Regions from separate parts of the Homo sapiens genome. Here region 2 is linked to region 1. Evidence: read pairs that join two places in POLR2A ChIA-PET (ENCODE). Cell type or tissue: MCF 10A. All regions are shown on one strand.

The links. Peaks named below come from ENCODE experiments on the same cell type or tissue, not always from the same donor. Only the 100,000 strongest peaks of a DNase experiment are listed, where the experiment ranks them.
Region 2: POLR2A ChIA-PET joins it to region 1 with 5 read pairs; 2 of 35 experiments call an interaction of 5 or more read pairs at or near these places.

What each region holds. Positions count from the first base shown.
Region 1 is chr4:2,920,812-2,925,811 of GRCh38, forward strand. The region is part of intron 14 of ADD1 (adducin 1); the gene reads left to right. Among named protein-coding and RNA genes, the nearest start is that of SLC75A1, 12 kb to the right of the region's middle. RefSeq lists enhancers at 1,233-2,130, 2,131-3,026, 3,027-3,922. In MCF 10A, no CTCF peak of the experiment used is centred here; a DNase peak (open chromatin) is centred at 2,540.
Region 2 is chr4:2,988,590-2,993,589 of GRCh38, forward strand. It overlaps GRK4 (G protein-coupled receptor kinase 4), which reads left to right. Exons shown (of 16, transcript NM_182982.3): 3 at 138-250; 4 at 3,626-3,703. Among named protein-coding and RNA genes, the nearest start is that of GRK4, 28 kb to the left of the region's middle. In MCF 10A, no CTCF peak of the experiment used is centred here; no DNase peak of the experiment used is centred here.

The DNA.
Region 1 (5,000 bases):
ATTGGGGCATTTTGCCCATTTACATTTAAGGTTAATATTGCTATGTGTGAATTTGATCCTGTCATTATGATGCTGGCTGGTTATTTTGCCTGTTAACTGATGCAGTTTCTTCATAGTGTCGATGGTCTTTACAATTTGGTATGTTTTTGCAGTGGGTGGAACTGGTTTTTGCTCTCCATATTTAGTGCTTGCTTCAGGTGCTATTGTAAGGCAGGCCTGGTGGTGAGAAAATCTCTCAGCATTTGCTTGTCTGTAAAGGAGTTTATTTCTCCTTCACTTACGAAGCTTAGTTTGGCTGGATATGAAATTCTGGGCTGAAAATTCTTTTTTTTTTGAGACGGAGTCTTGCTCTGTCACCCAGGCTGGAGTGCAGTGGCGTGATCTCGGCTCACTGCAAGCTCCGCCTCCAGGGTTCACACCATTCTCCTGCCTCAGCCTCCCCAGCAGCTGGGACTACAGGTGCACGCCAGCATGCCCAGCTAATTTTTTTGTATTTTTAGTAGAGATGGGGTTTCACCATGTTAGCCAGGATGGTCTCGATCTCTTGTCCTCATGATCTGCCCGCCTCAGCCTCCCAAAGTGCTGGGATTACAGGCGTGAGCCACTGCACCCGGCCGAAAATTCTTTTCTTTAAGAATGTTGAATATTGGCCCCCACTCTCTTCTGGCTTGTAGGGTTTCTGCAGAGAGATCTGCTGTTAGTCTGATGGGCTTCCCTTTGTGGGTAACCCAACCTTTCTCTCTGGCTGCCCTTAACATTTTTTCCTTCATTTCAACCTTGGTGAATCTGATGATTATGTGTCTTGGGGTTGCTCTTCTTGAGGAGTATCTCTGTGGTGTTTCTGTATTTCGTGAATTTGAATGTTGGCCTGTCTTGCTAGGTTGGGGAAGTTCTCCTGGATAATATCCTGAAGAGTGTTTTCCACCTTGGTTTCATTCTGCCTGTCACTTTCAGGCACACCAATCAAATGTAGCTTTGGTCTTTTCACATAGTCCCATATTTCTTGGAGGCTTTGTTCATTCCTTTTCATTCTTTTTTCTTTTAATCTTTACACTTTATTTCATTAAGTTGATCTTCAATCTCTGATATATCCTTTCTTCTGCTTGATTGATTTGGCTATTGATGCTTGTGTATGCCTCACGAAGTTCTCATGCTGTGTTTTTCAGCTCCATCAGATCATTTATGTTCTTCTCTACACTGGTTATTCTAGTTGGCAATTCCTCTAATCTTTTTTCAAGGTTCTTAGCCTCCTTGCATTGGGTTAGAACATGCTCCTTTAGCTCAGAGGAGTTTGTTATTACCCACCTTCTGAAGTCTACTTCTGTCAGTTCATCAAACTCATTCTCTGTCCAGTTTTGTTCCCTTGCTGGTGAGGAGTTGTGATCCTTTGGAGGAGAAGAGGCATTCTGGTTTTTGGAAATTTCAGCCTTTTTGCACTGGTTTTTCCTCGTCTTTGTGGATTTATCTACGTTTGGTCCTTGATGTTGGTGACCTTCAGATGGCGTTTTCATGTGGATGTCCTTTTTGTTGATGTTGATGCTATCCCTTTCTGTTTGTTAGTTTTCCTTCTAACAGACAGGCTCCTCTGCTGCAGGTCTGTTGGAGTTTGCTGGAGGTCGACTCCAGGCCCTGTTTGCCTGGGTATCACCAGCAGAGGCTGCAGAACAGCAAAGATCGCTGCCTGTTCCTTCCTCTGGAAGTTTCGTCCCAGAGGGGCACCTGCCAGATGCCAGCTGGAGCTCTCCTATATGAGGTGTCTGTTGACCCCTGCCGGGAGGTGTCTCCCAGTCAGGAGGCACAGGGGTCAGGGACCCACTTGAGTTGGCTGTCTGTCCCTCAGCAGAGCTTGAGTGCTGTGCTGGGAGATCCACCGCTCTCTTCAGAGCCAGCAGGTAGTAACTTCAGTCTGCTGAAGTTGTGCCCACAGCCAACCCTTCCCCCAGGTGCTCTGTCCCAGGGAGATGGGACTTTTATCTATAAGCCCCTGACTGGGGCTGCTGCCTTTCTTTCAGAGATGCCCCGCCCAGGGAGGAGGAATCTAGAGAGGCAGTCTGGCTACAGTGGCTTTGCATAGCTGCGGTGGGCTCTGCCCAGTGTGAACTTCCTGGCAGCTTTGTTTACACTGTGAGGGGAAAATGGCCTACTCAAGCCTCAGTAATGGTGGATGCCCCTCCCCCCACCAAGCTCCAGCATCCCAGGTCGACTTCAGACTGCTGTGCTGGCAGCAAGAATTTCAAGCCAGTGGATCTTAGCTTGCTGGGCTCCATGGGGGTGGGATCTGCTGAGCAAGACCACTTGGCTCCCTGGCTTCAGCCCCCTTTCCAGGGGTGTGAAGGGTTCTGTCTTGCTGGCATTCCAGGCGCCACTGGGGTATCAGAAAAAACTCCTGCAGCTAGCTCAGTGTCTGCCGAAACGGCTGCCCAGTTTTGTGCTTGAAACCCAGGGTCCTGGTGTCATGGGCAGCCAAGGGAATTTCCTGGTCTGTGGATTGCGAAGACCGTGGGAAAAGCGTAGTATTTGAGCTGGAATGCACTGTTTCTCAAGCCACAGTCCCTCATGGCTTCCCTTGGCTAGATGAGGGAGTTCCCCGACTCCTTGCACTTCCTGGGTGAGGCAACACCCCACCCTGCTTTGGCTCGCCCTCCGTGGGCTGCACCCACTGTCTAACCAGTCCCAGGGAGATGAGCCAGGTACCTCAGTTGGAAATGCAGAAATCATCCACCTTCTGCGTTGATCTCACTGGGAGCTGCAGATCGGAGCTGTTCCTATTCGGCCATGTTGCCTGTCACCCTGACATTTGTCTCTTTACGAACACAGTATTTCTGTCTGTTGAAGCTTCACCGGGGAGAGACCTCCTTTACTCAGTTTGATTCATTAACACTCAGCATTGCTGAGCAGTCATTGTGCCGGGCACATGCCCAGTGCTATTGTGCGTACATCTCATCTCATTCTCAAAGTAACCCTGAGAGATAGGTCATTTTCCCCCGGCTGGAGCAGAGGAATAGGGAGCTCAGACAGGGCGGCTCGCGAGAACGAGGTTGTGCGTGGCCGAGCCCTGATTTGGACAGAAGCGCACTGCCTTCCTCACTGAGTCTTTGGTCACAGCAGTCAGCCCCGGCCTCTGTGCAGGGGGACGCTCTGAACGTCCTTACTGTGCTTGTGTGTAGGGCTTGGGGTTTCTGACAGAAATTCTCTTTCTCCATAAACCTTGAGGGTTTCCTGTGCAGGTGTGGTCACAGGCCGGAGGGTGAAAATGCTGACTGCCCTGGCATGTGCCCAGGTCCCATCAGGAATGGCTGGTGCAGCCTGTACTTCTCTTGGTAGCCCGCTGACAAAGGCGGTCTTGTTTTTGTCAAAGATGGGGCAGTCTTAAAATGAATACAAATAAGCGGCTCAAGTTTGAGACCCTCACGGAGCAGGTGGTTTCAAATGTCAGGCTTTGAAAAGGAAATGTTGAGAACTAATGAGAGAAGCAGGTCTCCAAAGCCTATTCCTTGAGGGCTTTTGGGCATCAGCTGCTTTTCCCCCAAGCTCCCTGCTGCCAGCTCTCTTGTCCACTAGGCTCTGAGCAGCCTTGGTGCTGGCACCAAGAAGAACCAGGGGCACAGGGACCCCTGCCAGGAGGCTCCCGCCAGCATCCTCAGGGCCGTAAGCTCCAACTCAGGTTTTTACTGAAACCTCAGTGTGCTTCTCAGTCCTCCGGGGTCAGCCTTGCTGGAGCCACCTTGTTGTGTGGGACTGACTGTTGCTCTCCTGGGCCGTCGTCATCCTGGGAGCTAGGCACTCCTCCTAAGAGGACCTCTTCACCGGTTTTTGTCTCGTTCTAGACCAGCCACTGCATTACGTAGTTGTGACTGAAATTTGAGTTGCTGAATTGTTTTTCAGTGTCACACCGCTATTTACTATTCAGGCCGCCACACACACCAGGCCCTGCTGCTGGTTGTCTCCCTCCAGTGAAGCTTTGTCTGAGCCATTGCTGTAATTACCTGCCTTAGAGCGAGAACTGGAGGTAGTCAGCTTGAGCTGTGGGTCATGTGGCCTCCTCCTAGTTTCTGTGCACATGTACACAGACATGTGTCTGCCCTTTGGAGTCTCCTGGGATCTGAGTAACCTGGATTGTTTTTAAAAACAAGTCAAACAAGATATGTGGAGTTTCCCCCCGATGTGTGAGGCTCCTTCAGCAGGGCTGTGATGGCAGCTGAGTGGATGGGGACAGGCTCTGGCCGTGCTCTGTGATCACAGAGCTGTCAGCAGGAGAACCCACAGGAGGTCTGATCTGGCCCTTGGCATGGGCTGAGGGGAGAATGTGCCACAGGTAAAATGCAGGCTGGCTGCCAGAGGTCAGCACCTTTTCCCGGTTGAGGCTGTATGCTCACTCAGCTAGGTGGTATGGCGGCCTTTTTATGGACACCTGGCTTCTGGAAGGTAGCTGCCAACGTGGTACTTGGGGAGGCGAGCCAGCTGTTAGGGTGGGAGCAGAGGCCCTGGGAGCTCAGAAGGATGATGATAGCTGCTGGTTCAAAATACGGACCTGCTGATCCTAAGCTATTAATCTTAAACTTCTGAAATAAAGACAGAGATGGAAGGAGTTAGAATAGTGCTGGTCCATATTTTCCCCGAAATGAGAAGTAGACTTGGAATCCTTTTCTATATCCAGGATCCTAGTTCCTGCATTTTTTCCTCTGGTTCTTATTAGCATTTTTCACTTTAAAAAGTAAAAATACGTATTACAGTTGCCAAGTTTAAATTATTGGGATAAAATGCCCTACCACAGAATTAAAACCAAAATAATGCTCATGTGATGTCCCTTAAGGTGGTGAGTGGGTTCAGGACCCTCAGCCACCTGCTCAGCAGGGAGAAGGCAGGGAGGGAGGGGTCCCTACTCGCACAGGACAGCGGGGGACAGGCCAGGGCATACCATTCGAGTCCATCACAGAAGTGGCTCTGGCAGACTCTCTTTGGAATAAGAATAGAAATAAGTTTTGTATCTGAAGTTGGTT
Region 2 (5,000 bases), 68 kb after region 1:
ACAACAAGATGAAAATAATACGGCAAATACTGTTCTTGACTTTTACTGTATCGAGTGAGAACTGTAAGGCTTAGAACAGCATGTGGTGGACTGTAATGATTCTATTTGTTTGCTTCTTATCCCTTTGCTTCACCCAGAAAAGGATTATAGCAGTCTTTGTGACAAGCAACCGATAGGAAGACGTCTCTTCAGGCAGTTCTGTGATACCAAACCCACTCTAAAGAGGCACATTGAATTCTTGGATGCAGTGGTGAGCAGTTTATCTCCATATTGAGCAACCACCCAATCTTATGCTTTTGAAAATGTAAAAACTTGGCCAGGCGCAGTAGCTCATGCTGTAATCCCAGCATTTTGGAAGGCTGAGGCGGGCGGATCATGAGGTCAGGAGATCGAGACCATCCTGACCAACACAGTGAAACCCGTCTCTACTAAAATACAAAAAGTTAGCCGGGCGTGGTGGCGCGTGCCTGTAGTCCCAGCTACTTGGGAGGCTGAGGCAGGGGAATCACTTGAACCAGGAGGCGGAGGTTGCAGTGAGCCGAGATCGCACCACTGCCTTCCAGCCTGGGCGACAGAGCAAGACTCCGTCTCAAAAAAAAAGAAAATGTAAAAACTAGACCTGGGCAATGATGTAGGAGTGGAGGGACTGGTTGTCTTGGTGTCATATTATCTTATTAGGACAGAAATCCCTTTAGTCTGAAGTGGTATTTTGTGTAGAATTACGTCTCAAGTGTTGGAGAATCACATGTAGTCATTGAATGACTTTGAAACTTGAGGCTTGAATTGTATGAAGATGACAAACTAATTAAGATGATAATGCTTTTTTTATTTTTTATTTTTTTGAAATGGAGTCTCTCTCTGTCTCCCAGGCTGGACTGCAGTGGCATGATCTTGGCTTACTGCAACCTCCGCCTCCTGGGTTCAAGCAATTCTTCTGCCTCAGCCTTGTGATCCACCTGCCTTGGCCCCCCAAAGTGCTGGGATTACAGGCATAAGCCACTGTGCCCGGCTCTAAGATGATAGTGCTTGTTCGGCTACCAGAAAAGTGTCCTTTCTGCACTCAACTGGCCAATGCTCTTAACTTAAAAACGCTTTAACCCAGAAGCATATGGAAGGGATAAAGTTTGTGTAAGAAGAATGATCACTTTGGATGGAATTTACTATGCTCAAGAAAGTTTCCAACATTCTCATGTATCCTGTTTGAGATTTACTGTGATTTCCTTATAGGTAAAGAAACTTTATGTTTCTCAGTCTTTGTGGGTACCATTGGGAAGCCTAGACTTTCAAAGCTATGAAATTCAGAAGCAAGTGACCAATAGAAAATTGGTGGAATTTAGCAGAAAATCTCTCTCACTTTTGTACCAGGGTTATGATCCTTCCTCTCTCTGCTTTGGCCTGTCTTAATTGTATCGGCAAATATGTATTGAGTGCTTATTATATGTGGACATATATGTCTTATATCATTGAGTTTGGATTTGATTTTCCTCTAACACAGCTTTTTAAAACTTTAAAATGTATATATATTTATTTATGATATATTCTTTTCAGAAAAACATTTGCGGCTGTTTTGTTGTTTGCTTCCTTCCCTCAGATCTCTCCCAGTCCTTTCCTTTCTGGCACTGTTGCTAGAATAAGGTGATTCTTCTTCTTCTTCTTCTTTTTTTTTTTTTTTTTTTTTTTTTTTGAGACAGAGTTTTGCTCTTGTCCTCCAGGCTGGAGTGCTATGGCGTGATCCCAGCTCACTGCAACCTCCGCCTCCCAGGTTCAAGTGATTCTCCTGCCTCAGCCTCCTGAGTAGCTGGGACTACAGGCATGTGCCACCACACCCAACTAATTTTTGTATTTTTAGTAGAGACGGGGTTTCCCCATGTTGGCTAGGCTGGTCTCAGACTCCTGACCTCAGGTGATCTGCCCGTCTCGGCCTCCCAAAGTGCTAGGATTACAGGCATCAGCCACTGCGCCTGGCCAGTTCTTCTTTTTGAAGACAGAGTTCCAGTATGCTGGGGCATGCTTACTCAGTTTGGGGGATGGAACCCTGGGTGTAAGTTCTCATGTAGTGGGTAATGTTTGCCAAGCTGCTGTATTTTAAGAATTTAGGGACCTACTGTTCTTCCTTACGTTAAAATAGCTAAACTGCATTGTTGAAACTCTGTTTTAGGTTTCAGTCTTCTGATATTGTCATGATACCTGTCGTTATGAGGTGACAGCTATGTGACTGCAGTTACAGGTTATGTTTTTGTTTTTTTGATGGCAGTTGTGTAGGTTCAGAAATAATGTCTGATTGTGCCATTTTGTCACACTTACTGCTTTGACTATCCTCGTGATAGGTGATGACAGGCTCTGTGAGCTTCTCAAGTGAAGGGACTGTGTCTTATTCATTTCCCCCTCATGGCACATGGCATGGTTGTTTGCCCTATTTCTTGCTCATTAAATGAATTAGTGGCATCTGTATCAGTCAGGATTCAACCAGAGAACTAGAACCCATAGGAGGAGATATTAAGAGATTTATTGCAAGGAATTGGCTTACATAATTGTGGGGTCTGGTTAGGAAAGTCTGAAATCTGTAGGGCGGACCGTCAGAAGGGGCATGGTAGGACTCTCCAGTAATGGGCTGAAGCTGCCGTCCTCAGGCAGAATTTCTTCCTCCAGGAAGACTCATCTCTGTTCTTAACACCTTCCAACTGATTAGGTCAGAGCCACCTAGATTATCTAGCATAATCTCCTTCACTTGAAGTCAACTGATTATAAACTTTAATCGTATGTACAAGTACCTTCCCAGCAGCACCTGGATTTATGTTTGAGTGACTAACTGGGGCTCATAGCCTGCCCAGTTGGCATATCGAAGGACCATTGCAGGATCAGACTTGCTTTCTCTTCCATTAATTGCATGCCACACAGTATCCAGAACTCCCAGCACTGAAGTTTGTTTGTTTGTTTTTGAGGCTGAGTCTTGCTCTGTTGCCCAGGCTGGAGTGTAGTAGCATGATCTCGGCTCACTGCAACCTCCGCCTCCTGGGTCCAGGCAATTCTTCCTGCCTCAGCCTCTTGAGTAGCTAGGATTACAGGTATGCGCCACCACACCCAGCTAATTTTTGTAATTTTAGTACAGACGGGTTTTCACTATGTTGGCCAGGCTGGTCTCCAACTCCCAGCCTCAGATGATCTGCCTGCCTCGGCCTCCCAAAGTGCTGTGGTTACAGGCATGAGCCACTGCTCCCGGCCCTGAGATATCTTTAATGGATACAATGTAATATGGCATACAGAGTATTATGGGAAGTATTGCTCTAAAACTTCATTAACCTCCTTTAAAAAACTGACTTCTTCCGCCTCATACACCTTACTTTCCCAAAGAAGAGCTGTAGACTCTTGATCAGTAGAGTTGGTCTGTGACTCTGAGGATATCAAACCAAATAATTTGAAACATAATGAAACATTGTTGGTGAAGAAGCTTAACTTTTTTTTTTTTTTTTAAGAGATGGGATCTCGCTATGTTGCTCAGGCTGGCCTCGAACTCTTGAGCTCAAGTGATCCTCCCAACCTCAGCGTCCCAAGTGGCTGGAACTACAGGTATGCACCACCACACCCAGCTTAACTGTTCTTTCTTTTCTTCCATCTCTCCAATCAGGCAGAATATGAAGTTGCCGATGATGAGGACCGAAGTGATTGTGGACTGTCAATCTTAGATAGATTCTTCAATGATAAGGTGTGTTTTCTTCTTTAGAATAAAAATTTGTAGATAAATAATTAGAGTGCATAGCCATTTTTACTTTGTTAGATAAGACGTAACATATGTTAAAAGCTTTAATTTGGCTGGGTGTGATGCCTGACGCCTGTAATCCCAGCACTTCGGGAGGCTGAGGAAGGAGGATCTCTTTAGCCCAGGAGTTCGAGATCAGCATGGCCAACATAGTGAGACCATCTCTACAAAAAAATAAACAAAAAAACTAGCTGGACATGGTGGTGTGCATCTGTAGTCCCAGCTACTTGGGAGGTGAGGTGGGAGGATCGCTTGAGCCCAGGAGATTGAGGTGGCTGTGAGCCAAGGTCATGCCACTGCATTCTAGCCTGGGTGACAGAGCAAGACCCTGTCTTAAAAAAATAAAAAGTAAGGCCAGGCACAGTGTTTCATGCCTGTAATCTCAGCACTTTGGGAGGCCGAGGCAGGCAGATCGCTTGAGCTCAGGAGTTCAAAACCAACCTGGGCAATATGGCAAAACCGCATTGCTACAAAAAAGAAAAAAAAAATTAGCTAAGCATGGTGGCGTGCACCTGTGTTCTCAGCTACTTGGGAGGCTCAGGTGGGAGGACTGCTTGAGCCCAGGAGGTCAAGGCTGCAGTGAGCTGGGATCATACTGCTATGCTCTAGCCTGGACAAGAGAGTAAGACCCTGTCTCAAAACTACCTCCCAACATCAATTAATTAATCTTTAAAAAGCTTGAATTTATTATAAATGTTCCTCTTTTGCATTTTGTTTGATGTCATGAGGAAACTAACAATTAGATCTCTTAGAAAATTGATTCAGTGTATTTAAAGTTTCAGAATATAGAGTTGGAGAATTTTATTTGTCTCTCTTGGACTAAAAATAACATTTTTTCCTAAAAGCTTTAATGGGTCTTAGCTTTTATGCTTTTGACTTACTTGGTTCTTGTAGTTCAGTATGTCACTGAAATTAGAGCTGTAACCTGCTTCCTTTCATGTGACTTCTGTTAGAAGTCCTCAATTCTGGGCAGGGCCCTATATTGTAAGGATGGAAGGAGAAAAGGAACAACAGGGATAGCAAACATGTAATTAACACTGCTCTAGGCCAGGTGTGGTGGCTCACGCCTGTAACCCCAGCACTTTGGGAGGCTGAGGCGGGTAGATCACTTGAGGTCAAGAATTCGACACAGGCCTGGCCAATATGGTGAAACCCTGTCTCTACTAAAAATACAAAAATTAGCCAGGCGTGGTGGTGCATGCCTGTAATCCCAGCTAATAGGGAGGCTGAAGCATGAGAATCA